2 separate regions of the Mus musculus genome follow, and region 2 is linked to region 1. The links are chromatin loops, found by intact Hi-C in ENCODE. Cell type or tissue: heart. All regions are shown on one strand. Each heading gives the region's core, and the rest is flanking DNA. Links, peaks and the distances in the headings are about the cores only.

Region 1 (16,039 bases), core at 3,891-11,890:
TTTGAGTGTATGGTATATGGTCTTTTCCCCAGCAAACTGTTCTCCCCCCCCCCCCACTAGTTTACTATCCTACTTGCTCTCTCACTGTAGATGTGGATAAGAACAGGGAGCAGTCGCCTTTACATAGCCTTGAACAGTACCCCGTGTAGAAGTATCTTCTGCCAAACAGTCCATTATTTTTTAATTCAGCCTCATTCAAGTTCTCTGGGCTCTGATGAGCCAGGCCTTCATTGTTGCATTTCTCTTGGCGTTATCCTCTTTCAGAATTCCCCCAGAATAGCCCATTGAGCCCTGTATGCAGCATTCTAGTTCTTCTTCTCTAATCCACCTCTCTAAACTCCTACATTCCCTCCCCAAAACCAGTTCCAAAGGTAGAGAACCTGCTGGTGCTGGGTGGCCACCAGAGGGCACCATTGCTCTGCTTTGCAATTGGGGAATTTGCTTTCTCTAGACACACTTCAGGAATTCTTTTTCTTGGACAGGGCTTCATGTAGCCTAGGCTGGCTCAAGCTGGCTTTGAATTTGTAGCTAAGGATTATTTTGGTCCTCTGATTCTCTTGTACCTATCTCCTGAGTGCTATGATTATAGGCATGTGCCACCACACATGGTTTGCACAGATACAACCCAAGGCCGTATCATGACAGGCAAGCGCTATGCCAGCTGAGCCACATCCCCAGCTCCTCCAATGATTCTTTTAATGCCAGACAGTCCACTGAAGGAAGTTTATAAGAGATGAAGTAGCTAGGGGTTTTTAAAAAGGCAGGAAGTACCAGGCATGTTGGTGCACACCTTTAATCCCAGCACTGAGGAGGCAGGGGCAGGTGGAGCTTTAAACTTGAAGCGAGCCAGGACTACACAGTGGGGTTTCTCAAAAACAAAAGGAAAGAGATGCCAGGGCACAGTTGCGTAGACGTGTAGGAGAGGGCCCAGCTTCAGTGAGGGCAGCTAAGGGCCAGACAAGATGAAGCGCGTGCTGGGGGAGACTGAGCAGAGCACAGAGCAGATGCTTGTTGGTTGAACCTACCCGGGCAAAGACACACTGTGTGGTGTTCATCACCAAGAATTTCACCTTGATTAAGCTGGGGTTATGAATCTGAGATGAGCCCAGATGCCTTACTAAGTGGGTCCCCTGAAAACTGCAGGACTGCTGCTGCTTTCACAGTACCGTTTTGAGTATGGCCTGCAGAACCTGTAAGATTTTAAATGCTGAGACTTTAGTTGGTTTCAAGAAAAGTATCCAGAAAACCCCATCTACAGCTTTACTCTTTTTTTTTTTTTCCAAGACAGGATTTCTCTGTGTAGCCCTGGCTGTCCTGGAACTCACTTTGTAGACCAGGCTGGCCTTAAACTCAGAAATCCGCCTGCCCCTGCCGAGTGCTGGGATTAAAGGCGTGTGCCACCACGCCCAGCTTTTTTTTTTTTATTTATATGAGTACGCCGTAGCCGTCTTCAGACACACCAGAAGAGGGCATCAGATCTCATTACAGATGGTTGTGAGCCACCATGTGGTTGCTGGGAATTGAACTCAGAACCTCTGGAAGAGCAGTCAGTGCTCTGAACCACTGAGCCATCTCTCCAGCCCCAGCTTTACTCTTTCAATGGCTATTGTTTGTTTGCTTTCTTAGCTTTTTTTCTCTCTCATTTTGTGAAGATGGAGTGTGTCATGACATGAGTGCAGAGGTTAGAGGGTGACTTGTGGTGGCTGGTTCTCTCATGTGGGTCTCAGGGATCATCGCAGATCATCAAACGTGGTGACAAGAATTTTTATCTTCGCCAGGCAGTGTGGCGCACGCCTTTAATCCCAGCACTTGGGAGGCAGAGGCAGGTGGATTTCTAGTTCGAGGCCAGCCTGGTCTATAAAGTGAGTTCCAGGACAGTCAGGGCTACACAGAGAAACCCTGTCTTGAAAAACCAAAAAAAAAAAAAAAAAAGACTCTTTATTTTCGGGGTCCATCTTACTGGCCTACCACCTTGGAGCAGGTGCTCATATATCCCAGGCTAGCCTCATGTATCTCAGTCTAGTCTCAGACCTTCTGTGGAGCCAAAAATGACTTTTAACTTCAGTTCTTCCTACTGTGACCTCCCAAGTATAGGGATTACAGGCCTGTGCCAATGTGCACAGTTATTGTGGTGCTGGAACCCAGGGTTTTACACATGCTAGGCAAGCACTCTGAGCCACATTCCCAGATTTAAACCCCCCACCACCTTTTTTTTTTTAATTTGTTTTTTTAAGATTTATTTGCCGGAAGAGGGCATGAGATCCCATTACAGATGGTTGTGAGCCACTGTGTGGTTGCTGGCGATTGAACTCATCACCTCTGGAATAGCAGACAGTGCTCTTAATTGCTGAGCCATCTCTACAGCCCCGCCAACCCTGTTTTTTTCGAGAAGTCTCTTGTAGCTCAGCCCATTCATTCTGTAACTTTCAGTCTGCCTGCCTCAGCTGTCTTTGTGCTGGAATTGTAGGATTATATAACCTTGCATAGTGATTAATTTTTTTTAAAGGATTTATCTTTAGTTGTGTGTATATGTGGTTTTACATGTGTGTGCAGTGCCTTCGGAGACCCAACGAGGATGTCAGGTCCTCTCAAACTGTGGTCACAGGCAGTTTTGAGTTACTCTACATAAGTGCCAGGAACTGAACTCTAGTCCTCTTGTAGAGTACACACTTTAACTTCAGCCCCATGATCAGCATCTTTATGTCCCATTGGAGACTGAAGGAAGCAGCTAGGGATAATGGTCAGTGGTAGAGCATTTACTTGGCATATACAAGGCCTCAGGTTCTTCGGGGATGGGAGAATGCTGATAACCATTGTTGGGATGGAAGTTACTAAACATGTAAGGGACCTCTGGTGATGTAGATCCAAACAGGATTGCATAGCAGTTCTCTAGGGAAGGGAGAGCTGGAGTTCTGAAGGAGGAACAGTTGTGGAAGGGGGCATTTCAAGAATGGGGTGAGGGTGGAGGTGATGGGGTGGTATGTTGGTGATGGCCATATTGGGCCTTCACAATCTAAGGAGCTCCACCTTTGAGTATGGCTTCTCATTACCTCCTTATGTGCCCATTCTAGATCTTGAAGATACTCTCAGGGAAGGTAGTGATAGGGCATGCCATTCACAATGACTACAAAGCCCTACAGTACTTTCATCCCAAGTCCCTCACCAGAGACACTTCCCGGATACCACTCCTCAACCGGAAGGCTGACTGCCCAGAAAATGTCACTTTGTCACTGAAGCATCTCACCAAGAAGCTCCTGAGTCGGGACATCCAGGTAACTTCTCTCTAAGTGCCCCCACCAAAGGTGACCCGGTAGCCCTGTCTGCAAGGAGAAATAATAAATCCTGGGTGCTTTATAGACCGTGCCAGATGGTACAGTGGGAAAGAAGAGCACTCAGCATTTCACATGCTCAGCAGTCAAGGACATGGCCACAGAATATGGAGCTCTGGGTACATGTCACACAGAGAACATTTAAGAAAGAAGACCCAGACAGTCTGTTTGACCTGAAATGTCCTGCCTCTGCAGAGCTTAATAGTAAGATACATATGCATCGTCACTCAAATGAGCAGGCCTTCTGGGAGTTGAAACTGAAATGTGCTAGGGAGGAGGGCCCTAGTAGACTTGTGACTACAACTCATAAACTATAGAAGAGAAAGTATAGACAACTAGCGGGATGCAGGGAGTCCAGTTGTCTGGGAAAAGCAACAGTTCTCGTCTTCATGTTCTTTTCCTTTAGGTTGGAAATACTGGACATTCCTCGGTGGAAGATGCCCAGGCCACAATGGAGCTGTACAAGTTGGTTGAAGTTGAATGGGAACAGCACCTGGCCCAGAATCCTCCAGAAAATTAGCAATCCCAGGGAGACACATGCAGTAGACCAACCCACAGTTCTTCCAGCTTCTCACCTGCAGAAGCTAGAATCACTGGGGAGAGGGGCTTGGCCAGAGGCTTAATACCCATTGAAATTTCATCTCAGCTATTTTGGTCACTGTGTGGTTAAGTGTCTCATGGAAGAGGAGAGCTTTCATGTTAAACCCACCTCTAGGTCAGGCAGGTGGCTCAGACCTGTAATCCCAGATACTTGGGAGGCTGAAACAGGTTATAGATGTAAAGTCTGCCTGGACTACAGAATTAATTCTAGGTCAGTGAGACCCTGTCCTAACATAAAAAGAGGGCCAGGGGTAAAGCCCAGCGCTAGAACACTTACCTAGCATGCATAAACCACTAGGTACAGTCTCCAGCAGTGGGGTGGGGGAGGGTAGAAGGAATGGAATACAAAGTCATGAACCATAACTGTTTACTTCTTTAGAGTGCTAACCACATGTCACAGGGTGCTTGTGCCAGTCAGCCTTGACTTTGAGGAAGCAAGGCACACCAGGGAAAACAGTGTCCCACACTACCTTCTCTATGGGACACATGTCATAGATATGTCTCCTTTTGGTGGGGAGTAGGGTAAAGGAATTGAGTTGCCAGGGCTGGCCTCAAACACTTGGGCTCAGATGACTTCTTCCTCAGGCCCGAGAGTAGCTGGGACTACAGGTGTGTGTTCACCACTGTGCCTAGTTCTTTTATTTTTTTTATTTTTTTTGGTTTTTCGAGACAGGGTTTCTCTGTATGGCCCTGGCTGTCCTGGAACTCACTCTGTAGACCACGCTGGCCTCAAACTCAGAAATCCCCCTGCCTCTGCCTCCCGAGTGCTGGGATCAAAGGTGTTGCGCCACCACGCCCAGCATGGTTCTTTTAATTTTATGGGATTTTTTGTTCTAAAGTAAATAGCAGTATCTTTTCACTTTCAGACAAGTCCTGATTGGAGCTCAGCATAATGGTCTGTAATCTCAGGACTCTGGAGGCCAAGGCAGGGAGATCAAAAGTTTAAGACCAATCTGAGTGCATAGAAAAAGCTCTGGGTCAGAGAAGTAGAAACAGAGAAGGAAAGAATTTTGTGGTTGCTTGCTGAATTTTATAGCCACGTTACATAGCACTGACTAACAGTGTTTACTTAATTTAGGTTCCACTTAGTTTAAAAAGAATTTGTATAGTTTTAATCGTCTTTCAGCCTTTTCAGCCTTTCACCTTGCAAATGCAGCCTCTTAGTTCATACGATTCTTTTTATGGATTTTTATAATAGAAAACTGGTGGGTTTGTTTTTTGTTTTTTTTTACATATAAAGATCTATTTTTATTTTACTTATGTGTATGTGTGTGCTTTCAGGGTCCAGGAGAGGGGTCAGATCCTGCAGAACTAAAGCTTCAGGCCGTTGTGAGTCTGGGAAGTGGGTGCTGGCGGGGAGGCGGAGATCCTCTAGGAGGAGCCACCTCTCCAGCTCACGTAGTGGATTCTTTATGGCTTTGTATTAAATAAGATCTCTTCGTGTGGAAGGCTGTGTAGTCCTGTGGGGATTTCTAGGCTCTCTGGATGGGTCACTGGAGCCCTTGTTTGCTGGATGATTTGAAGCTCTGGTAAGCCTTTGTCACACATAGGGCCTTAGCTTTCCTGTCACACTTGAAGTGACACCCTAAGCCGCGCAGGGTAATGTGGTGGAGTGAGTCCATGTACATAAGGGAGGAAGGGAGCTTGGTGACGCAGCCTGCCAGCTCTTCCTTAGTGGTACACACCGTTGTTTCCTGAAGGTGAGTCACGGGTCTGCAGCATGGTTGTCCCTACTCTGTGGAGCCGTGTCCCTGTCCCTTCACGATTTCATTTTATCATTTACTTCTTGGAGTTTTAATACCAGATCCTGAGTTCTACCCTTGGTTTATATGGGTGGTAATTGATTATGGGGGTGAGGGTGGCTGTGGTAAGACTGCCATCTCCGTGAGAGCTTCACTGTGCCCTGCCCTATACTGAGCCCTTGAGCTGCACTGTGTCACTCAAAGCTGGTTGGGATTTTTTTTGCCTCTATGTATAACTGCACTACTTGTGTGCCTGGTGCCCATGGAGGCCATTGGGGTGTATCAGATCCCCTGGAACTGGGTTTACAGACAGTTGTAAGATCTCACATGGGTACAGGGAATCAAACCCAGGTCTCTTGCAAAAGCAGCCAGTGCTCTTAACCACCGGGCCATTTCTCCATCCCCTCAAGGCAGTATTCTAACTTAACAGTTGAGGAGATTGAGGTTAACCGAAAGGCAAGGTGTCTCTCCCAGGCCAAGGATGTAGAGGTTGCATTGGCACTCAGGTTTGGTGAGTAGGCCTGAAGTCCCTGCCTTGCTGTTAGCATCTGAGTAGTATCTGGCAGAATATGGGCACTACACCCAGCGTCTGTTCTGTACTGGGTGGTGTGTTAGATACTGGAAATGGAAATCTTTGGCCCTGAAGAAGAAAAGCTAAGAAACCTCACTGAGCCACACATTTGCTGTCTAGAGCCAAGATTTAATGCTGGTTAATAAGATGAGCAGGTGTGTATTTTTGAAAGACAATGCTGTCTGCTGTAGGGAATCTGCATTGGGGAATGGCCAAGAGGTGAGCCATCTGTGGAGTGGGAGGAGAATGTGAGTATCAGAGTAGGTGACATTAGCAGGATCAGGAGGTTGGGACAAGAGAGGGATAGATGTGTTGAATACTTCAACAAAGCCCAGGGGAGGATTCACCAACAAAGGGTTTGAGAAAGGTAAGGTGGGTAGTTTCTGGCTTCCTGAGCAACTGGATAGCCAGCTGGGTAGTTGAGACAAGTTTAGCAGATGGAAAGAGACCTGAGCCTAGAACTAAGGTTTTTAGTCAACATTGCAAGGCTGGGTTTTGGAGGCTCATATCTGTAATCTTGGCTCTCGTGAGGTAGAGATAGGAAGATCATAAGGTTTGGGGTTTTGAAGTGGTCTCACTATGGAGTCTCGGTGAGTTGAAGGCCAGCTTGGTCTACAGAGTGAGTTCCAGGGCAGCCAAAGCAATGAAGAGAGACCTTGTCTCTAACAAAACACCCACCATCAACCTCTGGCCTCCACATGTGTGCACAGGCACATATGTGTGCACTATGAACACGTAGGCACACATACACAAATTGAATGGGCCCCACATACCTTCAGTGCTCCAGAGTGAGACTCTAGGGTAGACATAGATCAGAAGACTTGTGCATGCATAATGTTAGCCTGAGTAAGAGGTTTCTCAGTCCAGGGCCTGGGATCCTAGCCCAACATTTCTGAGTAGCAAGCTGCACAATAATCTCTGCCAGAGCAGCTAGTTCCCCAAAGGCCGTGCCCTATGATTACACCCTATGGAATCCTGCTCAGTTAAGTGTCTTAGTTTGGGTTACTACTGCTATGATGAAACCACAGCCAAGAGCAAATTGGGGGAAGAAAAGGGTTCATTTGGTTTATGCTTCACACTTACTGTCCATCCCTGAAGGGAATTAGGCTGGGAACTCAAACAGCAGGAACCTGGAGGCAGAAGCTAATATAGAGACTGGAGAGATGCTGTTTACTGGCTTGCTCTGCCTTCTTTCTTTTTTTTTTTTTTTTTTTTTTTTTGGTTTTTCTGTATAGCCCTGGCTGTCCTGGAACTCACTTTGTAGACCAGGCTGGCCTTGAACTCAGAAATCCACCTGCTTCTGCCTCCTGAGTGCTGGGATTAAAGGTATGTGCCACCATGCCCGGCTTTCTGCCTTCTTTCTTATGGAACCCAGGACCACCAGCCTAGGGATGGCATAATCACAATGGGCTGGGCCTGCCTACAGCCCAATCATACAGAGCCGTTTTCTCACTTGAGATTCTTCTCAGATAATACTAGTCTGTGTCAAGTTGACATAGAATTAGCCTGCACAGTTGGTTACTTATTTGTAAAGAGTCTATTGGTGGCGCACACCTTTAATCCCAGCACCTAGGAAGCAGAGGCAGGTGGATTTCTGAGTTCGAGGCCAGCCTGGTCTACAAAGTGAGTTCCAGGACAGCCAGGGCTAAACAGAGAAACCCTGTCTCGAAAAAAAAAAAACAAAAAAGAATCTATAAGAGGCCCCAGATTATAATTCAAAGAGGAAGAAGGCAGGAGTGCCATGCCGAGGCTGCTGGGAGGGAACTGGAGCCCACGCCTAGAGAATCCAGCCTGGCTGCCCCATACTGGGCTGGCTGGCAGAGTAGGTAGAAAGGTGTTCTTGTGAGTCCTGGTCCTTGAACATCTTTGGCTCTGGGCCAGCTACCAGTGTAGTAGAAAGACCCACCACTGACAACCCAGATCACGGGGGAACCGGTGCTACCAGGACTTGAGAGGTGTGAGACCAAGACTGAATGACAGCATGGTTGGCAGCTATAAAATCCAGGAAATACTGGCCTCTTTGATTCCCCGGGGAAATGTTCCTGCTAAGTCCCAAGTTCCAAAGCTCTCACTTGGATGGCTTGGCTCAAGTTAGAGGAGTGGCAGGCAGGAGAGAGTTGGAGACATCACTTGGATAGCATACGTACTCGGGCTAACAAGTTCACGGGCCTCAGCCCAGTGCCCACTGGGAGTGAGGCAGCCTGGAACCCTGATAGACCAGATGAGGTCGGGGTTTGGGGTGGTTGTGGGACAGTTTAGTTTTGCTTTGACAGAACTATTTTTTTTTCCAGAACTGTTGCCCACAGGGAGGAAAATCAGAACTTGTCACTTCATACATCTTTCTCCCATTTTGTTCATGCTGTCCAGAGCATAGTGTTAGATCTAGGTGAATGTAGGGACCTCTTCCCCTCACCCACCCTGCTCTTTTATCCACTCCCTGGCCTTGCTCTTAGAGATAGAAGTGAAAGTCAGGTGGAGAACAAGGCCTTGGACTGACTAAGGCACCAGATACTTGGATTTTTTTTTTTTTAATCTATAGCCTTATTATGTGTATATGCTTGACCTCATGTATATTGTATACTGAATGCATGCCTGGTACCCAGGAAGGCCAGGAAAGGGCATCAGATCCACTGGAACTAGAGTTATGAAAGGTTGTGAGTCACCATGTGGGAGCTAGGATTCAAACCCAGGTCGTCTGGAAAAACAGCCCAAGTGCTCTTAACCACGGATCCCTCTCCACCTCTAAAGCAGCCTTGTGACCCTGCTTATCTGCTGATTCAAGATGGTGAGGGTTGGGGGAAGACCCCGGATTCTGGGCTGCTTGCTTCCATCTCTTCTGAACCTCAGCATCTCAGTGGCATGGGAAACCAGAGGAGCGTTTCAGATCCCAACTCTCTGTGAGGGCAGGAAAAGCAGCACCAGGGAGGTGACTGGATTGCGGGTTCTCCAGCCCCAGTGCCCTGGACAAAGCAGCAGAGTTGGAGAAGCCTGGGCTGTCCAGAGCCATGTGTCTTTTTCAGAACAGGCCCTTTTCCCCATGTGCCATAAAACCTATCTGTCCTGTCTGTTGAGCTTGCCCATGGCCACAGCCCCATCCCTCCTACCTTGGCTGCTAGGGCTGAATGCAGGACACTGTTTGTGGCAGGTGGGTACAGTACTAGAAACCAGACCATAGAGCCAGCCCAAGTGTAACTGCAGGTCAGTCTCCCAGCAGGGGACTGAGACTAAGTCTGGACACGTCCTCAGCCAGTGCATCCCTACCCCACCCTCCTGTCTTCCTGGCTCAGCCAGCCCAGCCCAGCCCAGCCCTGAGGAGAGCGTTGGCAGCTGGAGCTGGGAAAAGCATGGCAGAGCCAAGAACAACAGAGGCCCCGCCTGGGTGCTGTACAGACCCTCTTCTGGCCTGTGGTAGCCCCTCCTTCTGCCCCAGCCTTTCCTATTGTTTCTTTCCAGCCTCCTGTACTGTCTTCCTGGTCCTATTTGCCTCCCCTTGCCAGACCCCAGGCTGGCCTTGCAGGTCACAGCATCTTCTACCTTTGGGTGGAAATCAGGGTTTTCAGGGTCCTCTGTTCTTTCCTGACTCTGCATCCAAATGTTTCTGGGAGGTAGGTTGCTTTCTTTCTAGGTCCCTGACCCTGTCTTACAGCTTTGGGGCTCTACTGCCCTTCATTCTGCTACAATGACAAAGGCTGGGTCTCTGAGCCAGGGAGACAGGCAGAGGTACCAGAAAGAGTCCCTTTGTCATGGAGGACCCCAGTGAAAGGTAGGCTGTCGATCTAGGCTCTCTGCAAGTAGAGTCCTGAGGGTGTAAGGGCTCAGGAGACACAAATCTAATACATGACAGCCAGCCTTTCTTCTGGCTCAGAACACCACCACCACCTCCTCCTCCAGCCCAAACTGGCTGGCTTTTACTTTGGAAGTCCAGGTCAACAATTACTGACCCAATAGAGATAGTAATACCACATTGAGCAAACCCCTCCACCAGTAGCGACCTTGGCAGAGTCTCTCTCTGTGGTCCTGATGGGGGCGAGGCTAGGGATTCTGTGACTTTGCTGCTCTTCCTATCCCCAGTCAACCCTGGCCTCTTCCGTGATGGACTGACTGGGTGGTTCCTCATGCTCCACGGCCTCATGGAAGGGGTATAGAGGGTAGAATTGTCTCCTATACTGCAGCCCTTTTAACTTGTTCCTTGCTGTCATCTCAGCCCATTTCTCTTCCTCCGCTCTAAGCCTGAGACCACCTTCCTCCTAGCCACACAATGGAACAAAGCACCAGAGTGTCCCTCACTCTGCGCTGGTCTGTTCCCCACTCCATCCTCCGCTTGCTTCTGCTTGCCTCCGCTTCCCTATTGTGTCTCCAACTCCTGTCGGGAGAGGGGCCCCCAAGAGGGCTCTGATCACTGGAATGGGGTCACTTGGGGCAGATCTGCAGCAGATTTGGTTATAATTGAAAGACCAGAGGCACCGGGAAATTCCTTTCCTTATTGATCCCAGTGGGAAATTAAAACCAGTAGTTGGGCTTGGGGCTCTTAATGGTGGCAGCTCCTCCCATTGAACAGCTCTGAGGCCCTAGCCCCTGCCCCCTTGTTAGTTGGATACCCCATCCACTTGTGCTAGCCCGCCTCCTAGGCCCCTCATCCCTCAGTGTCTCTTCCCAGCTGCTCATGTCTGCGATTCCCCTGGAATAAAAGGGCTGCTGGAGGCCAAAAGCCCTAGCCCTAGCATATTGCCCCCTCCCTCCCTCCCTCATTCAGCAAAGTTGGGGTGCGAGGAGCTCCGGCCCTGAACTGCCAAACCACAAACACATCTGGAAAGAATTCCCCGCCCAGTCCCACTTCCCTTTGTCTTCCTTCTGTCTCTGGAAATCCTAGCCAGTTGCTAGAGGAGGGAGGTGGTGAGGGTAAAAGGAAGGGAGTGGGCCTAGGGCATCCACTCCCACCTGGGGGAACTTCCTCCAGGGCTCTAGTCTTAGTGGGACTCTCTACCTGGCCTGGGTTCCTCTAAACTGCCATCCCAGGCTTCCTTCCTAGGCTGTGTCCTCACCCATCATCATGACCATCAGTAAGGTTCTCAAGGCTCCTGGAAGAGGGCTTGCCTGCCCTTTTCTCTTGTAAGAAGGAAAATGCTACCTGGGCTCCAGGAGTCTGTCTGGAGAAGTAGAAATTGGACACAATGACCACCGGTATGGGAGTAGGGACAGCGGGGGTGGGGGTGGGGTGGAGCATCAGGCTCCTGTTTTTTGCGTTGTTCCTTCCACAGGCCACTCCTTATTTCTCCGTCTAGAGGCCAGATTTCACTGTCAGAACTGAAAATCATCCCGTTGTGCCTACCTACAGCAAAGCTGCACTGAAGCGGGGAAGGTTGCAACCTATACTCAGAGCGCTTTCAGATTCCCCTTTCTCCCCACCTAGCTAAGCATCTGCAGTGGCGAAACTGCTAGACCCACGTGCCTCCTCTTCCAGAAGCCTATGCCTCCTACGCGCCCGCCCCTCAAATAAGCATTCCGCTTTAAAATTTAGAGTCCTAGACTCAGGCCGACTTGTCCCACTCCCTTCTGAGTGTTGGTGGTGGGGTGGGGGGTGGGGAGAGCGGCGATCCAGAGGCCCTTCTGAGAGGCAGCCTTCCTCCCTCATCCTCTCAAGTTTTCCACACCCCATTATTCGGGATTGCCTCGATGAAGACCTGACTCGAGTGACACTGTCTGGCCTCTGAGTGAGGTTAATCCTTCAGGCCCTGTCCTCAGCTCAGTTCCACTCCCCAACCAAAGCCTGCCAAGTCCCCAGTTCACCAGGTCAGGGCTGCCTGTTCCAACCTTGGCCACCTAGATGAGAAGGGGCCAGGCAGGGACCTTGTTTGAGATCCTGAGGGGACTACGGGGATAGCCCCGGGAGACTGAGGGCGAATGCCAAAGAAAGGGCAAACACTTGTAGCTCCAGCACAGAGCAACGTTGTTTCTGGCTTTGGGTTACCCGCGTGCCTCCGAGGCCGCTCCTGTCCTTTCTGCTGTCTCGCTGTCTTTCCACTAGGGTTTCACCCACGTAAAAATCAGCCTCGGAGAGGCTGATTCACCGCACTTTCAGCTCTAGATAGGGACGTCTCAGACCCACCCCCTCCCCACACAGTCAGCCTTCCCCCAACCCCGGAGGCAACGCGGCAAGCCGCGGGGTGGGGGTGGGGGGTGGTGGGGGGCGCTTGGCGTCTTTCTCCCCCTCCTTGTGGCCCAGGGGGCCCAGGGAAGCGTAGCCACCGAGAAAGCGCCTTAATAAAAGAGTCGTGTCAAGTGATTGGCTGTGACCTCTGCCCTTCTAGCCTCGAGCCGGGGGCTCCTGCTTAACCCTTCATTGTCCGTCCAGGGCTTGGAGAGGAATGAATGAGTTGCCTTGTGCTCACTTCAGGCGTCCCCAGGCACTACTTGAACCCAGAGCTGAGTCAAGGGGTGGAGGACAGAGCAGCACCTCCCTGTCACCCAAAAGAACGCTTGAATTCCGAGCTGTTTCATTGAGTCCATTTCGACTGCCGGTTGCCGGGGGGGGGGGGGGGGGACAATTCTTGCGCTAGTGGGGTCTCCGGATGCCTGGAGCTGAGCTGTCCAGAGCACCAAATCTGGTAGAGAACTACTAGGGAACTGGTGAAACGGGACCTGTGTTCGCCCTGCAGGCCGAGAGAGCATCCGTGACCCAGGCGAGAGCCGTGCCCTGTTCTTGCCAGAGGCACAAACCCCGTTCTTGCCTTCTGACGCTTCTCGGTCCGCCTACTGATGCGGGAGAAGGGTATCTTGGCTCTTGGAGAACCCTGGACCCACCCACATTTCTAGAAACAGGAGGGATTCCGGAAAGGATGGGGGTGAAGTGGTCACAGAGCAGGGCCCCCAGGTGGTGTGGAAGGCGGGGCGGGGGCGGGGCCGCCTCATGCACCAGCTGGGTATAAAAGCCTAGAGCTCTGGCGCCCAGCGGCTGTGCAATTGTCCTCCACGCGGCTTGGTCCCCAGGTGGAAGGATCTGTTCTGCAAAGGAGACAGCAAAGTATCTTTAGCCTAAAGGACTCAGCGTCCAGTGTTCTAGTTGAAGATCTAAAGAGAAAGCCACCTTGCTGCCACTATGCCTAACTTTTCTGGCAACTGGAAGATCATCCGATCGGAAAACTTTGAGGAAATGCTAAAAGCTCTGGGTAAGGAGGTTTTCGTGAGTTGGGAAGGGAGGACAAGAAGGGCGCTGGGGTCTTTAGAGCAGAGGCCGAATAAACGGAAGGGGGCCGAATCAGGGAATGTACCTGGGAGCCTGCATCCTAGGAAAGGGGCGTGCCGGATACCCTGGGTCCTGGGGCACCAGGCCCAAGACTCTTAAATCCTACTTTCTGAGGCTGGGCGCCCACCAGTGCCAGCTTCAACGGTGACTCAGAGCCTGTGAAGCAAGTAGAAACCAGAAGCACGAGGTTAGTCTCAGGAGGGGTTGGCTAGCCTCGGCGCCTGGACCTGCTGACCAGGGCACCTGGCTCTGAGCTTTAAGAATCCAGAATCCAGGCAGGGAGCCCCTAGGAGACATTCCAAGATCTTTCCGCGTACCCTAACAGTAACCCAATCCAGGCGACAGGTCCATTATCCTCAACACTTGGCTCCGCCCACCAGGTGGTCCACCACTTCAGCTCCCCGACCCTCCCCCACACCTTGCACTTCCCACTCCAGTCTCCCCACCCCACCCCACCCCACCCCACCCCCACCTGTGAGACATATTTTCCTACAGCAACCGGCTCCCAAGCCCTAAAATCGCTCTGGACAATTACCACTTTCTTAGATTTCAACAAATGTCCTCGTGTGAAACACCAATCCCCATTTCCGAAAGTCTAGGATTGCCTCCCTCCTCGCCACAGACCAGCTGCACCCTGCGCAACTGGGCTGTTAGCCAAGGGTGGGAACACAGGAACCACCCAGACTTTCCCTACCCACCTTCTACTACCCTCTAGGATGCGACTGAGCTAGAAGGTATAGGAAAGGAGAGACATCTGCGGAGAGATGCAGTTAACCGCCCCAGGGAGTGGAAACTACCCCAGAGCCTAAGGGTCAGCATGCCTTCCATTTCTGCACTGGAGAGGAGCCCTGTGGTGGGGAGCAGGGGATACCCTTGAGGAGCTAGGGACTGTATAAGAGTGAGTCTGGAGCTAAAAAGAATGTTGCGAGGGCAGTAGGGCCTCTGTTCTCATCTTTCCTCGCTGTTCATTCTCTTTGTGTCAGCTAACCGCAATGATCCTTAGAGTCATACCCAGTTTTCTTGCTCCGCCCTTGCGAAATTAAAGATCAGAGAATAGAAATTTTCAGAAAAATCTATTGCTGTCTCCTCCCTCATTCGCTCTAAATTCTGGCCCCTCTCTGCAGTGGATGTGGGAGCCTGGCATCACCCCCACCCCCACCCCGGGTTCCAGCTGCAGAGAAAGGCCCAATCCTACAGTCTGCCTTCAGAATGTTTGTCCTCCCCGCAGGGTCTCTCTGAGCCACGCGACTTGCTAGGGGGTAGATTGCAAACAGACCCGTTGTTACACAAACTGCCTGTGTCAGCCAAGGTCAGCTGAGCCAGGACCCCAGCTCTGCAGACTGAGGGAGGCGGGGTTCTCCTTAACACAGCCTCCAGAGACGCCACAGGGTCTGCGTTCAGGGTCCATGTTGTGGGAGAGTTCAGGGCTCATCATGATAATCAGGGCAAACACAGCAGGTCTTTCGGTTAGGACTGGGTGAGTCCACTTTGGGGCTAAATGAAGTGTCAGTTTTCTTCTCAGGAACCCAGAGCTATGGAATGCATGAGTATTTGTGTGTATATATGGGGGTGGCGGGGAGGGGGGTTGCACGGTGGCAGTGGCTTGTCCCCTGTAGCACCTTGAAGGGCCAGTTCTTCACCTCATCAGGCTTGGAAAGGTGGGGGTGGATCCTCCTGTTGGTGGCAGAGGGTTGCTCTCCTTCATTTACAGAGCCCTCTGTAAATGAAATGGGGGCAGGGAAGGGAAAGTATATGAATGAGGACACAGAGACTCTAAATACACAGAAGCTGAGCTGGATGGCCCTTGGATGATTCTTGGAGCTAGGGACATCAGAGGGGAGGCAAAACACTCCCATCTCTTCCCCTTCCCTTCCCTTCTTTCTTTCTTCCTTTCTTTCTCTCTTTCTTTCTTTCTTCTTTTTCCTTTTTTCTTTTTTTTGGTTTTTCGACACAGGGTTTCTCTGTATAGTCCTGGCTGTCCTGGAACTCACTCTGTAGACCAGGCTGGCCTCGAACTCAGAAATCCGCCTGCCTCTGCCTCCCAAGTGCTGAGATTAAAGGCGTGTGCCACCATGCCCAGCTCCCTTCCCTCCTTTCAAGACAGCAGAATTTTCCTTTGAAAGAGACCTGGAAATATTACAGAGAGCAGTCTGGCACAGGAAACTTTGTCCAAACCTAGTTTCGTTTGGCTTTTCTTTTTTTATTTGCATATATTACCTGCATGTAATAATGGGTTTCACTATGTTCTGGCTTGTTTTTTGTTTTTCTCATGGTTTTTTGAGTCAGGGTTTCTCTGTGTAGTTCTGGCTGTTCTGGAATGCACTCTATAGAGCAGGTTGGTGAGTTTGAACTCAGAGATCCATCCCCCCTGCCTCTGCCTCCCAAAAAAGGGTGTACACCACCATGCCCTGCTATGTTGCGGCTCTTTCATCCATTGTACTTGCTTTTATTTAAAAAAAAAAGTTTCTAGAAACTATGAATGTGCACTTGGCCTTGTGTGTCCCCCATTCTTACTGTGGAGCCATGGGACAATTAGAAGAAGCTGCTGTTTCCT
Region 2 (16,039 bases), core at 4,316-12,315, 57 kb after region 1:
AAGCTAGAGAACCAGCTCCAAGCAGGAACTACCTGGGTAGGCTACACATCATACCCGGGCAGTGTGGGTTTCTTCTGCAGGTGACGGAGGACTCCCTTGGGTGATATGTACAGTCAAGTCTGGGGTCCCAGCAGTATGAAGGGAAGGTGTAAATGGCCCAAGGAGAGATAGAGGGAGCAGTAAGAAGCTGCCATCCTGCTGTGACAGCAAGGATGTTGGCCAATGAAGAGTGGCAAAGAGACAGGTGGAGACACAGAGGATGGAGAGGGTACAGGGAAACAGAGATTCCTGATTCAGACACAGCGATGAGCAGAAAGGACAGCTGGAGATGGAGAGGTTGTCAACGGCTGGGTACAAAGCAGTTTAATACAGATTTATTTCCAAGGTTTGTTTTCCATGAAACAGTCAAAAAATACTTCACAGAAGTAGTGGCTTAAGGCTCTTTGGGGTGAGTATTCTGGTCCCCAGAGGTGAGGGGTAGGTATGGCCTCTCAGGCTTCCCTGGAATCAGTGGGGGTTGGTTAAAGGGGTGGAACAAAGGGCCCAGGGAGGGAACTGCAGACAATGGGCCTGCCTTCAAGGCTGATGAGGGCACCAGGAAGAGGCATGAGGACATTCTGTGTGGCCAGTGAGATGTGAGCTACAGCAGAGGGCCCAAGGGTCAGTGGTGGGTGGGGGAGGGGACAGAGGATCAGAGAACTGGGACGGAAGTGACAGAATGGAAGATCCAAGATGGAAGATCCACGGGGAGAGACAGAAAAGGGAACGAGGGCAAAGGACCAGAGGGTCCAGGGGAAAAGGGTGGATTAAAGGCCAACGTGTCAGGTGGCCCAGAGCTGGAGGAGGAGGAAAAGGAGAAAAGCGGGCATTGAGCCTTCAGCAGAATTACCTGATGAGGGAGCCACAGCCACTCCACCGTGGCTGGCACTGTCGGTGGGCAGCACTGGCTGGGCCTGCACTGAGGTGCCTGCCAGGACAGTTCTTCCAGACTTCTCTTCTGAGGGGGTCTCCAGCTCCCTGGGACCCACAGGGGCCCATGTAGCTGGAAGTAGGGAAGGGCCATCCTCCAAGCTGGAGCTCCCTGCCTCCTCGCTCTCTCGAGGAACCCCAGAGAGCTCAGGGCTCCCAGTTTCCCCCCCTACTTCTCTTGCCCCACCAGGAGTAGATGTGGGGCTTCCCTCCCTCGGGGGGAGCAAAGTCTCTGCAGGCGGTCCACGGACCCTTGGAGGCCCAGGAGAAGGTGAGGCACCCAGCTGTAGAACTGCCTGGGCTGGTGGGGACACCTGGGAGAGTGAATGCTCTGTTTCTGAGCCAGTAGGGAGAGGGCTGCTGAGCTCTCTGGGCCACACCCACAGGTCCTCCTGCTCCTTCTCTTCCTCCAGAGCCTCCAAGTCTTTGAATCTTTCTTCTTCCTCCAGGGCTACGCCTTCCTCTTCTGAGGACTCGGTAGGTGGTGCAATGGATTGGGTTTCCGATTCTGACCACAGCAAGACAGTTCAGCACCAGGGACAGCGCCCCAGACCAAGCAAGGGGAGGGGAGGGGAGGGGAGGGGGGTGGGGCCCAAGGGGAGGGGGAGAGGTACAGCGCCTGGTGCATTGCCTGTCTGGAAGAACTCTGACCTGGCCTACGCATTGAAGGGCTCTGCAAACTGCCTCTTACTGGGTCAGAAAAGGCTGTTGCATCTCCCTCTCCCAGTCTGCCAACATTTTCCAATCTTGGGGTAAGGAATATATTTCCTTCCCAGAGAGCACCCTCTAAACACAAGTTTCTCTAGTTAAAGAGAATTGGGTGTGGAATTTACTTGAATAAAAAATTTGGGAGGGTGATAGGAGAGATACCTAAGGCAGAATTATGTCAGTCATGACCCTAGTGACCACTTGGGCTTGCCCTCCTACCCCCAACTTCTCTCAGGTAGTGAGAACCCAAGGCAAAGGCTTCCAGTTACCTAGCGGAGTCCTGGGGGCCTCTGCTGGGTCTTCTGGGGTGGAGCTTCCTCCTCCCCCATCTTCTGAGATGGGGATGGAGTAGATGGCCCCACGAGACTCGCTCTCCATCGCTTCCTGAGGCAGCTGCAGTTCCTCCAGCTTTTCTGTCACTGTGACAATGGCCTCAAGTCCATCTGAGGCTGGGCTAGAGGCCTCAGAGGAAGCAGAGGGATGGGCAGAGTCTGTGGCAAGAGGAAAAGGCCAGTGAGAAGCTAAGTGTGCATTTGAATCCTCCCAGGGTGTGGGCTGCGTCTGAGCCTCTAGGCTAGACCTCTACAGGCCCTGGAATGTGCTTCACCCATCCCTCGAGTGCTAATGGAGTGCCTTCTAGTTTTAGGCCAAGCTTTCTCTGAGTATGGTATAGAGAACGCTAGGGAAACCTGAAGAAAATAGGCATAGGCAATAAACACATTGCACAATAGAAAGGCACTTGAGAAGCAGTGAGATGAAGTGGAGGCTCACTTTCCTTCAGATGGGTCTAGAAAGGCTGAGTGAGCTGCTCCTTTAAGTGTGAATACAGAGTGGGTGGATGGAGCAGGCTCTGTACCGTGCAGGCTAGGCTTGTGTGGAGAAGGGTAGAGACTCCATCCCCAGGAAGAGTGCTCAGTGGTCACTATCTGAGGAGCTTGGAGCTCAGCTATGGCTAAGGAAAGGGAAGGGACCACTTTCTGGGTGTGATGCTCAGTGGCTCAGAGTGAATTACCTCATCCTCTGGGGAGGGAACACAGAGCAGAGAACCAATGACTCCAACGTAGAGTTGGGCCAAGAGAAGCCCAGAGAGCTATCTCTAGGCAGGACAGACAGGACTGTATGACCTGTTCCAGTGACCCTTGCCCAGGTCACCACAGACCAGCAAACCTACATCTGTCCTTCATCTCCCCTCCTTGTCCCTCCACAGTCATGCCTCTTACTGCTTCTTTCAGAACAAAGTGCTTGGCTCAGAGTCTGCACTCATCTGGCTTCCTAGTACCACCCTCTGTCCCCTCCTCAACACGCAGTGTTGAAAGTCCTGTCACCCATAAGCTGTAGGATCTGGAACATTCTAAGGAGCGTTCCACTCCCACGTGCATTTTGTTCACTGAAGCACAGAACAGTTGGTTCATGGAAGTGAAAAAAATGTCAGCTACCTCTGTTGGCCAATATGCTGACAGGCACAAGGATTGAGGAAGCTAATACAGATTACTGAGGGCAAATGACCAAGAAGATGGTGAGGGCTTGAATTCCAGGCCTGGCACTGACTGCTGCAGAGGCCACTCACCTCGGAAGCAGTAGACATTGAAGCGGTTCTGCTTGCTGGGGAAGCCAGTCTGGTTGGGAAAGAGGAAGAGGGTCTTGACTCCTGGCAGGCCGCCCCCACAGCGTTGGCTGGGTGTGATGATGGGATAGCGCACGCTGCCATCAGCCAGCCAGCCAGGGCTACATCTGTCCAGGCCACCATTCCAGGCTGCGTACAGCTGGCCTGTGCTAGCGATCTGTGCACCACGTTCCAGACAGTAGTCCCGAGCCTCCTCCCATGTCAGCTTGCTGGGAGGGGCGCCTAGGAACAGTTCTCCTGAGTGTAAAAGAGGAGCTGGGTCATCAGGCAGTTGGCAGTACTTCCACCCTAGACGTTTAAACGTTCCTAGGCAAGCTCATTCCTGGTGTGTGTGGGGGGGTCACCTTGCCCACCTGATAGTACCAAAGTCTGCATGAAACCCAAGATGAAAATTAGTACTTAGAGAGCCTGGCCCCAGTTCCTCGCTCTACAGGACTCTGCTGAAACTCACCACCCCCACCCCGGCCCCGCCCCCACCCCTCTGTCTGCTATTTGCTAGGTCTGCTCAGAGGCTTGCCTCTGGGACAGTGTTTGGAGGCGTGCGTTAAGTGCCTGCCTAATTTGCCTGTCCTCTTAGACATGTGAAGTCTAGTGGAGGACCTAGAAGAAACCAAGGGCCATGTTGCAGAAGGGCTTGTCACTCCCAATTACCATTTAGGTCTTCGGCATAACAGTAGACATCATAGAGATCATCAGGACCCACCACTCCGTAGTTCCGCACGCCAGGATAGCCATCCATGTCTCCAGAGCAGGCCTCTCGTGGGTTCTGGATGGGGTACCTAAGAGAGAGGAAGAGGCTAATGCCTGGCATCTTCCACCCCAGAAGGCTGTCCCATGTCAACCCTGCTGCTGCTGCTGCTGCTGCTGCTGCTGCTGCTGCTGCTGTGTGTGTGTGTGTGTGTGTGTGTGTGTGTGTGTGTGTGATGTCAGGATGCAGGAAAGTAAGGCCCAGGCAGAGCTGCAGACCAATTTTCTTTCCAGAGGCAGGGAATCCTGAGGAACTTCGATGGAGGGAGGAGGTAGCAAGCATCCCGATGTGACCAGGAGTTCCTGGTCTACATCCCCAGCCCACCTCACAGTTTGGTCGGACAGCCAGCCTGCATCACACTGCTCATAGCCGCCGAGGTAGGCAGCATAGAGCTGCTCCGGGGTGGCGATTCGGGCTCCTATGCGAGCGCAGGCTTCCTGGGCTCCAGCAAAGGAGAAAGCATAGCGCGCAGAGCCCTCTCTGTAGAGGAAGACGACCCCTGCGGAGAAGAAATAACTCCTGAGTTGGCCGGACCACCAGCACACTGACCTCCCCCTCTCTTCTGTCACTTCCTGTTCACAAAAGTTAAAGTCCGATTGTGCTCCTGTTACAGCTTGTGGGACTGTCTCCCCCCACATCTCTGGCCCCCTATTCACCCTGTGCCTTTCCCCTGCAGGGTTTGCTAAGCCGCCTCACAATCAACTCCTTGCGGGGGGAGGGGGGCCTGAGTCCTTTCCTCCCTTTCTCTAGGGATCTCACTCTCCTCTCACCTTTGACCTTGACCTCCACAGCATCACTGCTGTCGTCGATACCGTGCTGGACCTCGCAGCGATAGACCCCGGAATCATTGGGCCGCAGTTCGCTCAATACTAGAGACACATCCGTGAGCGATGCGGGGTAGGCAGGCAGCGCCACGCGGAACCGGTAGGCTTCGTTTACCTTGACGCGCAGCCCACGAGCCACCAGTACCTCTACCTCCCGGTCCCCGGACAGGAAGGTCCACTTGACCCGGGGAAAACCCGGCGCGGCCCGGCGACTGTGCGGCGGCCGCAGGTGGTGGACGTGGCATGGGATGGCCAGGGCACCGCCCAGCACGCCCCGCAGCTGCGTGGCACCGATGCGCACGCGGAAGGCTCGATCCTCTGTGGACAGGGGTCAAAGCCGGCTGCAGCCAGACGCAGGACGTAGTGCGCCTGTGCGCTTGGCTCCAAGCCCCGCCCCTCGATCCAAGGCGCCTGGGGTGCACTGCCCAGCTCAGGGTGCTGAGCACTGCCCAGGGTCCTGAATTTGATCCTCTACCCTTAGCCTCCTGCCTCGTGCTCCTTTGCAACTCTGACCCCCAAGACTCCCCTACTTACTAGGGTTCCCAATTCATCCCTATTTTGCAGTTGGCTCCAGCCCTTGCCCACAGCACTTCCACATCTCCTTCCGTGTGCCTAGGCTGGAAGCATGTAGCTGGGGCTAAACCGAGACAGCCCTCTGTCCTGAGAAAGATGCAGCAGAGACATGGTCCTCTGGATGCTTACTCACCCGAGCTGTCTTCTTTCAGGTCATCAGCGAGGGCGGCAGGGGCTTGGGTCAGGACCAGAGCGGCCAGCAGGGACAGAAGCAGTGGAATCATTCTGCACACTGATGGAAGAACTTGAAGAGGAAAGAGGAAAGTTGTTAGACTGCGGAACGGACTTCCTCCGTTCTCTGTCCCACCATGCAGGTAGCACATACTAGAATCACCCCTAACTCTGTTTCTGATTCCTATCTCCAAGCACCAAGAGGTGTGCCCAGTCAACTCACTGTGTGACCTAAGCCAAGTTCCTTACCCTCTCTGAGTCTGTGTCTTCTTAACTGGGGGGGGGGGGGGGGAAGCACCATCATTAGCACCTTACGCATTTTGATGGGGCTGTATGCTTGAGTGATCTGTCTGTCTGTCTACCTGTCTAGCTGTCATCTACACACAGTTGCCACTGTCTATTACCTACTTACCTATTTATAATCTACGACAGAAAATGCCCTGTGCATAGGCCAGCAACAGACACATAACAGATGCCAGCGAATACTTGTAACACAGTGGCTGGTGGTACTGCGTAATCAGCTCTCTGTGCACGTGTATTCAAAATCTATGCATCCAAACCAGCTACTCGTCAAACATGCAGGAAAAAAAAAAGAGTCTGTTCTGAACACATACAGAGGTTTTTGTCACTGTTCCCTAAACAGCATGCATATACTTAGGAATTATAAGTCACCTAGAGACGGGTTCCTGTGTATGAAAGACATGCGTAGGTGAGATGCAAAGACATCATTCTGTGTGAGGGACTTGGGCACCTGCAGGTCCAGGCAGCCTCTAGGGGTTGGAGACTCAAACCCACAGACGCAGGGGTGGGGTTGGGAGCGCAACTATGGTCCTACTTCACCCCCTTGGCAAACACCCCCCTCCCCGCCCTCAGGTGCCAACCAGGAGTTTCTTTCCCCCACAGTAAAGCTCCAACCTTCCCTTCCTAACCCTTCCTCTTCCAGGAGGGCCTCCTAGACTGAACCCTGCTGAAACAGCGGCTTCTCCCTCTGCTTCCTCTCCACCAGGACTTGTAAGGAAGCTCCCCTGGTGCCCAACATCCTCTGCCCCCTCCATCCCTCCCTCCCTCCCACTTTGCTCTCAGCCATTCCCCTCTGCCTGGCACGGGCTTTCCCACCGGATCTCCTGGCTCAGAAGCCAGCTGGGACAAAGACCCTGTCCCTGCCAGTCTGGCCTCTATCCAGTTGCTCCTTCCCCCACCCATCTTTTGTGAAAGCCTACAACTTGGAGTGTACTGGAGAAGGGTACAGGGAGAGGCCAGTCGTCCCCCCCCCCCCCCCGCCCTGGCCCTCAGCTCTGGAAACAGTTTCTCTTTCTGAGATCTCATTGCGCATACAGGCTCACGGGGAAAGTGAGGTGGATGACCAGAGAGGGTTAGAGCTAACTCTGAGCCAAACCGGGAGCCAGGTCACTGTGCCCTCAGGAAGGAAAGCTGCACAGATAATGAACACACTCTGTAAAGAGTCAGACTTGGGAGTATTCGGGGACCCAGGACTACATGGCTAATGATGCAGCCGGGGGTCAGTTACAACGTCAGGCAAGATTTCCTACCGACCATACCTATTCTCACTGGCTCCATCTCCCACTCGGTCTGCCTTCATAGTCGCTAGCCTGAGCCTAAGCGGTCCTCCTAGATCCTCCCAGGACAGACTCCCCTGCTAAGCAGCGCTCTGGCCTGTGCTGTGCAGCGGGCCGGGCGAGCAGTCACTCGGGTTACCGCTGGCAAGTAAGCCAGGTGCTGGAGCGTTCTGAGGAGGGGAGGCTGGGAGCAGGAGCTACTCACACGCCCGCCCGGCCCTGTGGCTACCTCTTTTACCCGTGTTGGGGCAGCACGGGATGAGGAAGGAAGCCTGAGGCCAGAGGATCCGACTGCCCTGAGACATGAATTTTTGATCCAAGTGGCCAAGAGTGGCTACTGTGACACTTCCCGGAGGAAAGCCACCACAAGGACCGGAGCTCAGCAGTCCCCTGTCGTCTCCAGCCCGGGCATCCTTAGTCGCTCCGCAGCCCAGACGTCCCCTGGCTCCTGAAGGCTGCGCGGCGAGGACAGTGAGCGAGCAGACGCGTGGCTCAGGGTGCCGAAGCCGGCACAGAGCGCTGCGCGCCCACCTTCAGAGAGGCGCCGCTGCCGACCGCACCCCCGAGTGCCTGGGGACCCCAGGAAGCTACGGTGGGTCACTGTCTCGGTCGCCCACAGCAGCCAGTATCGCGGCCCGCTCTCGCCCTCGCCCGGATCCTTTGGCTCAGAGAGGTCAAGAAACTTACCCAAGGTCACACAGCAAGCAAGCAAGCGACCGATAGGGCCAGGCCTCCGCACTCACCTTGCGAGGTCCCCTCCGCGCACACCGCACGTCCCGCAGCCGCAGCCGAGACTGCGGCGCAATGCGCGGGCGCGAGCAGGGCCGGGCGCGCGGGACCCAGACAGGGGCGCCAGCTCGCCGGGAGCCTCACAAAACCCCCTTTCTTCCCACGCGCCCCGCCTTCCCCGCCGTCCCCGGCCCTTGCCGCCCCCGTGGGGGGCTCTGCGCGGTCACGGGACCCGCTGCCTTCTCTGTGCGGGTTCCGGGCGACAGCGGGCAGAGGGAGGACAAGCGAAGTAGGACAAGGTTCCGCGGACGGGAGCCCAAGACTTGCAGCGGGGAGGGCAGAAGGGGCGGGGAGGGAGCGATGGAGGGCGCTGTGGCGACGCAGGATGGAGAGTTAGAACACGGGAGGGACTTCTCATTGGTTAAAGGGAGGAAGACCGGCTCAAACTTAGTCGCGCAGAGGATGGAGGGACGACAGGAGCTTTGCCCCGGGAAAGAGGGCACTGCTGGGTGAAAAGGGGAAGTCCTTTTCTCAGGCCAGAGAAAAGGCAGATGACCACAGCCATCCCTCTTGAGGAAGCTTTGATCGGGCTGTGCTCCCCCGGTGCTCCTCTCCCTCCCCGGCGGAGGAGCTGACTTTGCAGTGGTTGACCAGGTGGAGGTCGACTCGCAGAACTACGGGTTAGGCAACCCAAGTCAAGAGAGTCTAGGCGCGCGGTATCAAGTGGTACAGTGAGTGATGGAGCAGGCGTCACAGGTTGCAGATCAATGTGTGCAGGAGAGCCTGCTAGCCTCGGCTGGGCTGCCCAGTGTGCAGCCAGGAGCCTGGGGGTGGGCCTCGAGGACTGCCAGCTGTCCCCCACCCCCACTTCACCCGCTGCTTCTCCCTGCTTTCCCAGGCTTCCCACTTTCCTCCTCTTGCTTGCGACTCCAGGCAAAGCCTTGGCACCAGCTGTAGGCCACTCAGCCAGATCCTTGTCCTCAAGGCCGGTGTGGGGGCTGTGACCTTACCATTTCTAGATCCCCAAATGCCGACTGTCTGCAGACACCTTCACCCCCAACTCAGGGAACAGTTTCCTAATCACGCCCCACCCCCTGCCTTGGATGGAGTTCCAAAAAAACAAAACAAAACAAAACCAAAAAACAAAACAAAACAAAAAAAAAAAAAAACGCCTTCAGAACCTCTGGAAAAAAACAAACTCCTCTCCAAAGCCTTACAAGTTTAAAGAGAGGACTCCAGCTAATGCCGCCCACTGTAAGGACAGGACAGAAGGACCTTGAAACCCAGGGCAGAGTCACGCAGGGAGAAAACTACCAGGCAGTGGTGCCAGCAGAAAGGAGAAAGGGGCCCCTGAAGAAGCTGCACAGGAGGCCTTCATTTATTCATTCCTTAAGCTTGACCCACAAGTCATCTATGTACCAGGCCCTGTCTGGGGCCCTAAGACTGGGGGAGTCACCAGTTGGGAAGGACTCTGAGGTGCTGGGTGCCAGCTCTGGGTTGCACCTGCATGGCTCACCAACACATGGGCTCCATGCCCTGCAGGTCTCCCAGGTGGAGCTAGGAAAGAAACCAAGGGGCTGCAGTTCAGCCCAGTTGCTGTCTTGGATATAACACAATTTTTGCCTGGGAAAACCTGACTGTGACCAAGGAAGACAGGAAAGAGATACCCCCCGCCCCCGCCCCCAGCTCAGAGTTACCAATGTGCACAACCCGGGGGAAGGGGAAAAGAATCCTGGGGCCAGTGGAGCCAGTAGGCAGCCATCTGCCAGGAATGCCTTGGCCTCTTCTGATCAACCAAGCAGGGTCCCCACCACTCCTGTGGAATCCTATTCTTTGTCATTCACAGCCTTATGAGGTCTGGTTAGGGGCTCAGCAGCCCATGGGGACTGAGTCTTTGAGAGGGGCCCCTTTCTATAAAAGATGGGCATTATAAAGGCCCCCCTTTTTTCCAGCTGGGGACATTTGCATCGAGGTACACCCACACAACTCTAGCCATTGCTGATAGGTACCTTTTCCCCAATTATGGAGTCTGGCATCTTGACTCATAGCCAAAGGACTCTGCTCATTTCTGTTCTCCATCTGAGGTGCTCCTGGACCCTGGCCTGCTCCTTGCATCCCCTTTAGATCTTAGACAGAGATCTTGGCACTGGAAGCCAACAGAGCCCAGAATGGCGGCTTTCGTGTGCAAACCCGTGTCCTAGCAACAGGGCATGACAGTTCTCATAGCCACAAGGGTCTTCTAGATGCCAAATGGTAAACGGCGGTGTCACAAGGGTCAGCCGGTTGAATCAGAAGTGGCCTGCCCAGGACTGCTGCACCAAGGGCTCAGGAAAAGAGGGAGGAGGAAGGCGAGCTTGGAGAAAGCCAGGCAGTGGCGGCTCGCCTGCCCTGTCCCCACGTGGTGCAGCTGGCTGCCTCCCAGCCTGCCCTGGAGACTTTTCCAGGCTCTCTTGAAGAACCAGCAATCTCCTCCCGCTTTCCCAGGGCAATAGCTTCCACACAGGCCAAAGCTGTGGCCCAAGGTGAGAACCCACGCTGCTCGCAAAGCTCCCGCCTCCCAAACACCCCTCTTCGGTGTTGGCTCTTACTGTGCGCCCATCTGAAGTGGCCGCTGGAGGGCTGTTCAGACTCGCGCCCTCTCCTGCATTGGCAGCCAGCCCCCTCAAGGCCCAGACACCTGGCTTCTTGGCTGGGAGGGGCCCAGTGCTGGCACAGCTGTGCTCAGAGAATGGGGGCTTTGATAGTCTCAGAAGGGGGCCAGGAAGCATAGCAAAGCTTAGAAATGCCAGGGGGTGGTTCTGAGAGATGGCACAGCTGTGGCCTGGAGCTGGATCTGCAGCTGAGTATCGGCCACCAGGGGCAGGCTCAGAGGAGATCACTAGAGGTACCAGAGGTGTGCATCACCTTCCCTGCAGGCTCACTCCTCTGTGGTGTTGGGGCATGCACCTTCTCTCAGTTTCTCCACATGTAAGATGGTGCCAACACATTGTTGAGCGGTCTTATGTTAGAGCATGTACGTGGTTTTTATTTTATTTTTAAGATTTATTTATTTATTTTATGTATATGAGTACACTGTAGCCATACAGATGTTTGTGAGCCACCATGTGGTTGCTGGGATTTGAACTCAGGACCTTTGGAAGAGCAGTCAGTGTTCTTAACTGCTGAGCCATCTCACCAGCCCCCTATTTTATTTTTATCTCTATGTGTGCAGGTGCCCATGGGGCCCAGGAAAGGGCATTGGCTCCCCTGGATCTGGGGTTACAGGTGGTTGTGAGCCATCCTAGTGAGTGCTGGGAACTGAACTCAGGTCCTCGGCAAGATCAGCAAGTGCTTTTGTTTTGTTTTGGTCTTTTTTGGAGACAAGATCTCTATGTAGACCTGACTGTTCTGGAACTCATTATGCAGGCCAGGCTGGCCATGAACCCACAGAGATCTGCCTGCCTCAGCTTCCTGAGTGCTGTGATGAAAGGTGTGCACCACCACAGCCAGCAAAGCAAGCACTCTTAACAGCAGATTCCCCTCTGCAGCCCCCCACCCCAGCAATGCTTGTAACCCAGCACTTTGTGGATGGTCAGGTCAATCCCATTTCAGAAGGGAGCGAAGGAACAGCCAGCCTTTGTGCCCATGTCAGGGCATGCACTGTGGGCTCATGAACAGAGTTACCAAAGGTGGTGATTGTGGAGACCCTGCTGGTCCTCCTCAGCAGGACTAGCTCCTCACCAGGGCTGCTTCTGTGCTCGGTGGGTGCTGGAAGCCTGCCTGGGTCCTTGAGACCCACCAGCTACGTTGGGGCACATTGATCTGGAGGGGAACAGACGCTTCACCGGTGCTTATCTTGAGCCAGATTTGCCTGTCCTGACCAAGCACCTAGGCCAGCCCCGATGTCCAGGGCACAAAGGAAATGATGAGCCCTTGCAAGGTCCCTTCAATCATGGCTCACAAGCAAGGGGTTCACTTTACAGTGGACTGGCTCTTCAAGTGCCGGGAGCTGCCAACCCAGCACACTCACGCTGTCCTTTTCTTTCTCTTTTCCCTTCTTCCCTCCCTCCTTTTTTGCTTTCTCTCTCTTTTGTGTGTGTACATGTTTGTGTGTGTATTGCTAAAATTCTTTCCTAGGGGAGACATATAAACACCTCCCCCTCCCCCACTGTCCCAATGACAAACTGTAACTTTAAGGGTTTTTTTGTTTTGTTTTAGAAACAGGGTTTCTCTGTATAGCCCTGGCTGTCCTGGAACTCACTTTGTAGACCAGGCTGGCCTCAAACTCAAAAATCCACCTGCCTCTGCCTCCCGAGTGCTTTTAATCATGGTTCTTAAACACTTTAACCACTTTTTAATCGTACCATCCACCACAGGTAGTGTAAAAGTAAGGATATGGGCTGGAGAGATGGCTCAGCAGTTAAGAGCACTGTCTGCTCTTCTGGAGGTCCTGAGTTCAATTCCCAGCAACCACATGGTGGCTCAAAACCATCTGTAGTGTGATCTGATGTCTTCTTCTGACATACATGTATGTGCAGATAGGGCACTCATATAAAGTAAATAAATTAATTGCTTAAAAAAAAAGAGGGCTGGTGAGATGGCTCAGTGGGTAAGAGCACCCAACTGCTCTTCTAAAGGTCCCGAGTTCAAATCCCAGCAACCACATGGTGGCTCACAACCATCCGTAAGGAGATCTGACTCCCTCTTCTGGTGCGTCTGAAGACAGCTACAGTGTACTTACATATAATAAATAAATAAATCTTAAAAAAAAAAAGAAAGGATACAGGGGAAGTGGACCTGTTTAGAAATGGTTCTTCGGAGGAAATCAGGAAATCAGCGGTTCAGTTCACAGGTCAGCAGTGGCAGCTTGGTCCACTTGCAAACACTTCAAGGATACACCAGCAGTCCAGTCAGGTAGAGTTGGGATAGCAGCAGTGGTGGCATGACTTAGCAGGAACAGCCAGGCCTCAACGGAACCTGCATGTGTCAGCAGGAGAGACCAGGGCCAACAGGAACATCAGGAAGAGTAATTGGCTCAGAGGACAGTCATGTGTAGCAATGTATGCATGTTTGTGTCAGAATGCCTATGTGTGCCTGTATATGTGCATATGTGTGGATGTACAGAAGTCAATGGTCAATATTAAGTTTTCCTCTATGTCTCTCCACCTTATTTTTGAGATATGTGTTGTTGGGCAGGGCATGGTGGCTCAAATCTTTAATTCCAGCACTTGGGAGGTAGATGGCTCACCACCATCTGTAATGGGATCCAATGCCCTCTTCTGGTATGTCTGAAGACAGCGACAGTATACTCACATAAAATAAATAAATAAATCTTTTTTAAAAATGAAAATCAATTAGAGTTGTCAGATCTGGCGACACAAGTCTGTAAGCCCAGCGCTCAGGAGGTAGATCCCCATGAGTTGAAGACCAGCCGGATTCACAGAGAGAGTTCCAGACCAGCCTGAACTGCAGAGTGCGATTCTGCCACCTCACTGTGGTAAGGTGCTTACAGCAGGCCACCACCTTGAAGTGTCAGGGACAAGACAGATGGAGTCAGCATGAGGCACGGAGGCTCCAGCAGGGCTATGACCCGTGTCCTTCAGCACTCACCTTCACAAGAAGTTTCTTGCCACCATCTGGGTTTTTGGGAGGTTTTGCTCTGCTGAGGGTACCTGTCTGGGTCAAGGGCAAGACAGGAGTGCCAGTTTAAATCTCCAGGAAGGTGGTTGCAGTCCACAGGGGAGCTGATTTCCTTTGCCTCGGAGAAAGGATTTTCAGAGATAATCATCCGGTCTCCCTGGATTCTACAGTGAATTCCGAGCCTTCCCGCCCTGTAAGCGCTCTGAGTGGCTTTCTGCCCCACCTCCCTAATCCTGTCCAAAAGTCACTTTGCACCTCTTCCCCAGCAGGCTACAAACTTGTTCCTACCTCAAGACCTACTTCAGGGGAGCCCTACCCAGGACATGGACAGAGGCCAAACGCTAAGCCTCCTTATCTGAATGCTTGTATTCAGGACAGCAAAAGGAGGGGGAAGTGTGTTGTGAGTGACCCCACCGTCACACAGAAAGCCGTGAGCATTGGCTTTCAGGGTAGCCTTCCTAATTCCTGGAATCTGTGATTGACTTACTTTTAGGCAGGGTCTTCTTGGTGTTATTTCTTGCACATATACGTATGTTTTAATGTGTATTGCCTGCTTGTCTGTGCACCGTGTGCATGTAGTACCTGAGGATGCCAGAAGGGGGCGACAGAGCCCCTGCAACTGGAGTTACAGATGGTTGTGAGTCATCATGTGAGTGCTTGGAATGGAAGTGGTGTTCTCTGAAAGAGCAGCAGCATTTCCTAAATGCTATGCTAGTGGTTCCCAACCTTCCTAATGCTGTGACTCTTTATTACAGTTCCTCATGTTGTGGTGACCCCCAACCATAAAATTATTTTACTGCTACTTCATAATGTTAATTTTGCTTGTTATGACTCGTGATGTAAGTATCTGATATGCAACCCCTGTGAAAGGGTCGTTTGATTCCCAAAGGGGTCGCGACCCACAGGTTGAGAAGCCTGCATGGAGGCGTGTCCTTCTGAGAGACAGAAGAGGAGGAGGCATAGTGACCACAGTGGTAGAGCTGGCGTGTGGACTTAGGGGAGGGAAAGCTGCCCCCAGAGACGCATCTCTGCTTACACTTTGATTCTGACCTCTGTGGTTTTAAATCAAGTCTGTGGTCATTTGAGAAGCCACAAGAGACTTCCAATAGTGCACTTCATAAAGAACGGATCAGACAGCATCCCCAGCATGCTGGCCCAGTCAGTCTCAGCATCGTGAAGACTGCCTCCGGGTGTGGCAAAAGAGAAGCCTATGATGTCATTTTTTGGACTATTCCTGGGGTGGGGAAACGTGAATAGAGTTTAATCAAACTCCTAAATATAGTTACAGGGGACAGAGGAATGCAAGGACACTCGGCTACATCCAGAATGGGAAACTCGAGGGGGGGGGGGGATACCTCAGCTTTGTTCTGTTTTTTTTTTTTTTTTTTTTCTTGTCTTTCTTCCTTCCCTCTCATCTCTGGCATGTGTTTACTCGTGTGTACACATGTATGTATGCACTCATGTATGACTGCTGTAAGGACCAGAAGTCCATGTGGAGCATCTTCCTCTATCTCTCAACCCCGTATTTTTTGAGACGGTCTCTCCCTGAGCTGGAGCACTGTCGTGGCTGGCTTGGCTGGCAGGGAGCTTCATGCCCAGAGATCTATGCCACCTCACTCGGCCTTCATGCGGGTTTTGGGGATCCGAACTAGGTCCTCATGTTTGTGAAGCAACACTTACTGAGCCATCACCAGCAATCCCCACTGCCTCCTTAGGTAAGGTTCTATGTAGTTCATCCTGGCTTGGGACTTGCTCTGAACCCAAGGACGACCTTGAGTTCTGATCCAGCCTTCTCTCCCATGAGCTGGGATTACAATTGTATTCAAATTTTATTTTCTCCTTATCCTTTTTAGAACATTAAATTAAACTAATATTTTAAATATTATTTATTTTATATATGTAGGTACTCTGTTGCTAATCTTCAGACACACCAGAAGAGGGCATCAGATCCCACTACAGATGGGCCATCTCTCCAGCCCTACCTTCTTTTTTTTGTTTTTTGGTTTTTCGAGACAGGGTTTCTCTGTATATTCCTGGCTGTCCTGGAACTCACTTTGTAGACCAGGCTGACCTCGAACTCAGAAATCCACCTGCCTCTGCCTCCCAAGTGCTGGGATTAAAGGCGTGAGCCACCATGCCTGGCCCCAGCCCTCCAGAGGAGTGCCTTTGGGGATCTAAGCACCGAGTGGTCCAGATAATCCTGATGGCCCAGAGGCTGAAAAGTGATGAAGGGGATGCTGCTGCTGTCTTCTTGTCAGTGTTTATTGATTGCTAGGAGCAATTGATGTTAGTGATGCTATGTGCCCCAGGAATTTACTAGCTGGTTTGTGCAATGTCTCAAGACCCACAGTACAGCCAGGAGACCAAAGCCTGGCAATTAGGTTGAAGCGTTTCACTTGCTATTGGCTATTGGAGGTGCTGTCTGTCTGTCTGCTCACTCCCTGTCCCTTATATACTGTCCCATGGAATGAATTCTTTTTTAGTAGCTATAGCAAAA

Evidence for each region. A loop is a pair of places that touch in the nucleus more often than their neighbours do. Peaks named below come from ENCODE experiments on the same cell type or tissue, not always from the same donor. Only the 100,000 strongest peaks of a DNase experiment are listed, where the experiment ranks them.
Region 2: a loop joins it to region 1, with 3 times the contacts of the local background. A loop is called at or near these places in 2 of 42 quality-filtered maps.

The regions. Positions count from the first base shown.
Region 1 is chr3:87,935,503-87,951,541 of GRCm38, forward strand. Isg20l2 (interferon stimulated exonuclease gene 20-like 2) reads left to right here. Exons shown (of 4, transcript NM_177663.4): 3 at 3,072-3,272; 4 at 3,736-5,184. The coding sequence ends at 3,849. Crabp2 (cellular retinoic acid binding protein II) reads left to right here and starts at 13,191. Exons shown (of 4, transcript NM_007759.2): 1 at 13,191-13,408. The coding sequence starts at 13,339. In heart, for the core only: no CTCF peak of the experiment used is centred there; a DNase peak (open chromatin) is centred at 9,569; H3K4me3 peaks cover 723 bases; H3K27ac peaks cover 2,587 bases; H3K27me3 peaks cover 2,315 bases.
Region 2 is chr3:87,992,166-88,008,204 of GRCm38, forward strand. It overlaps Bcan (brevican), which reads right to left and starts at 8,191. Exons shown (of 14, transcript NM_007529.2): 1 at 7,938-8,191; 2 at 5,580-5,690; 3 at 4,820-5,191; 4 at 4,374-4,548; 5 at 3,953-4,080; 6 at 3,245-3,538; 7 at 1,947-2,168; 8 at 890-1,477. The coding sequence starts at 5,670. In heart, for the core only: no CTCF peak of the experiment used is centred there; a DNase peak (open chromatin) is centred at 5,216; H3K4me3 peaks cover 2,103 bases; H3K27me3 peaks cover 7,709 bases.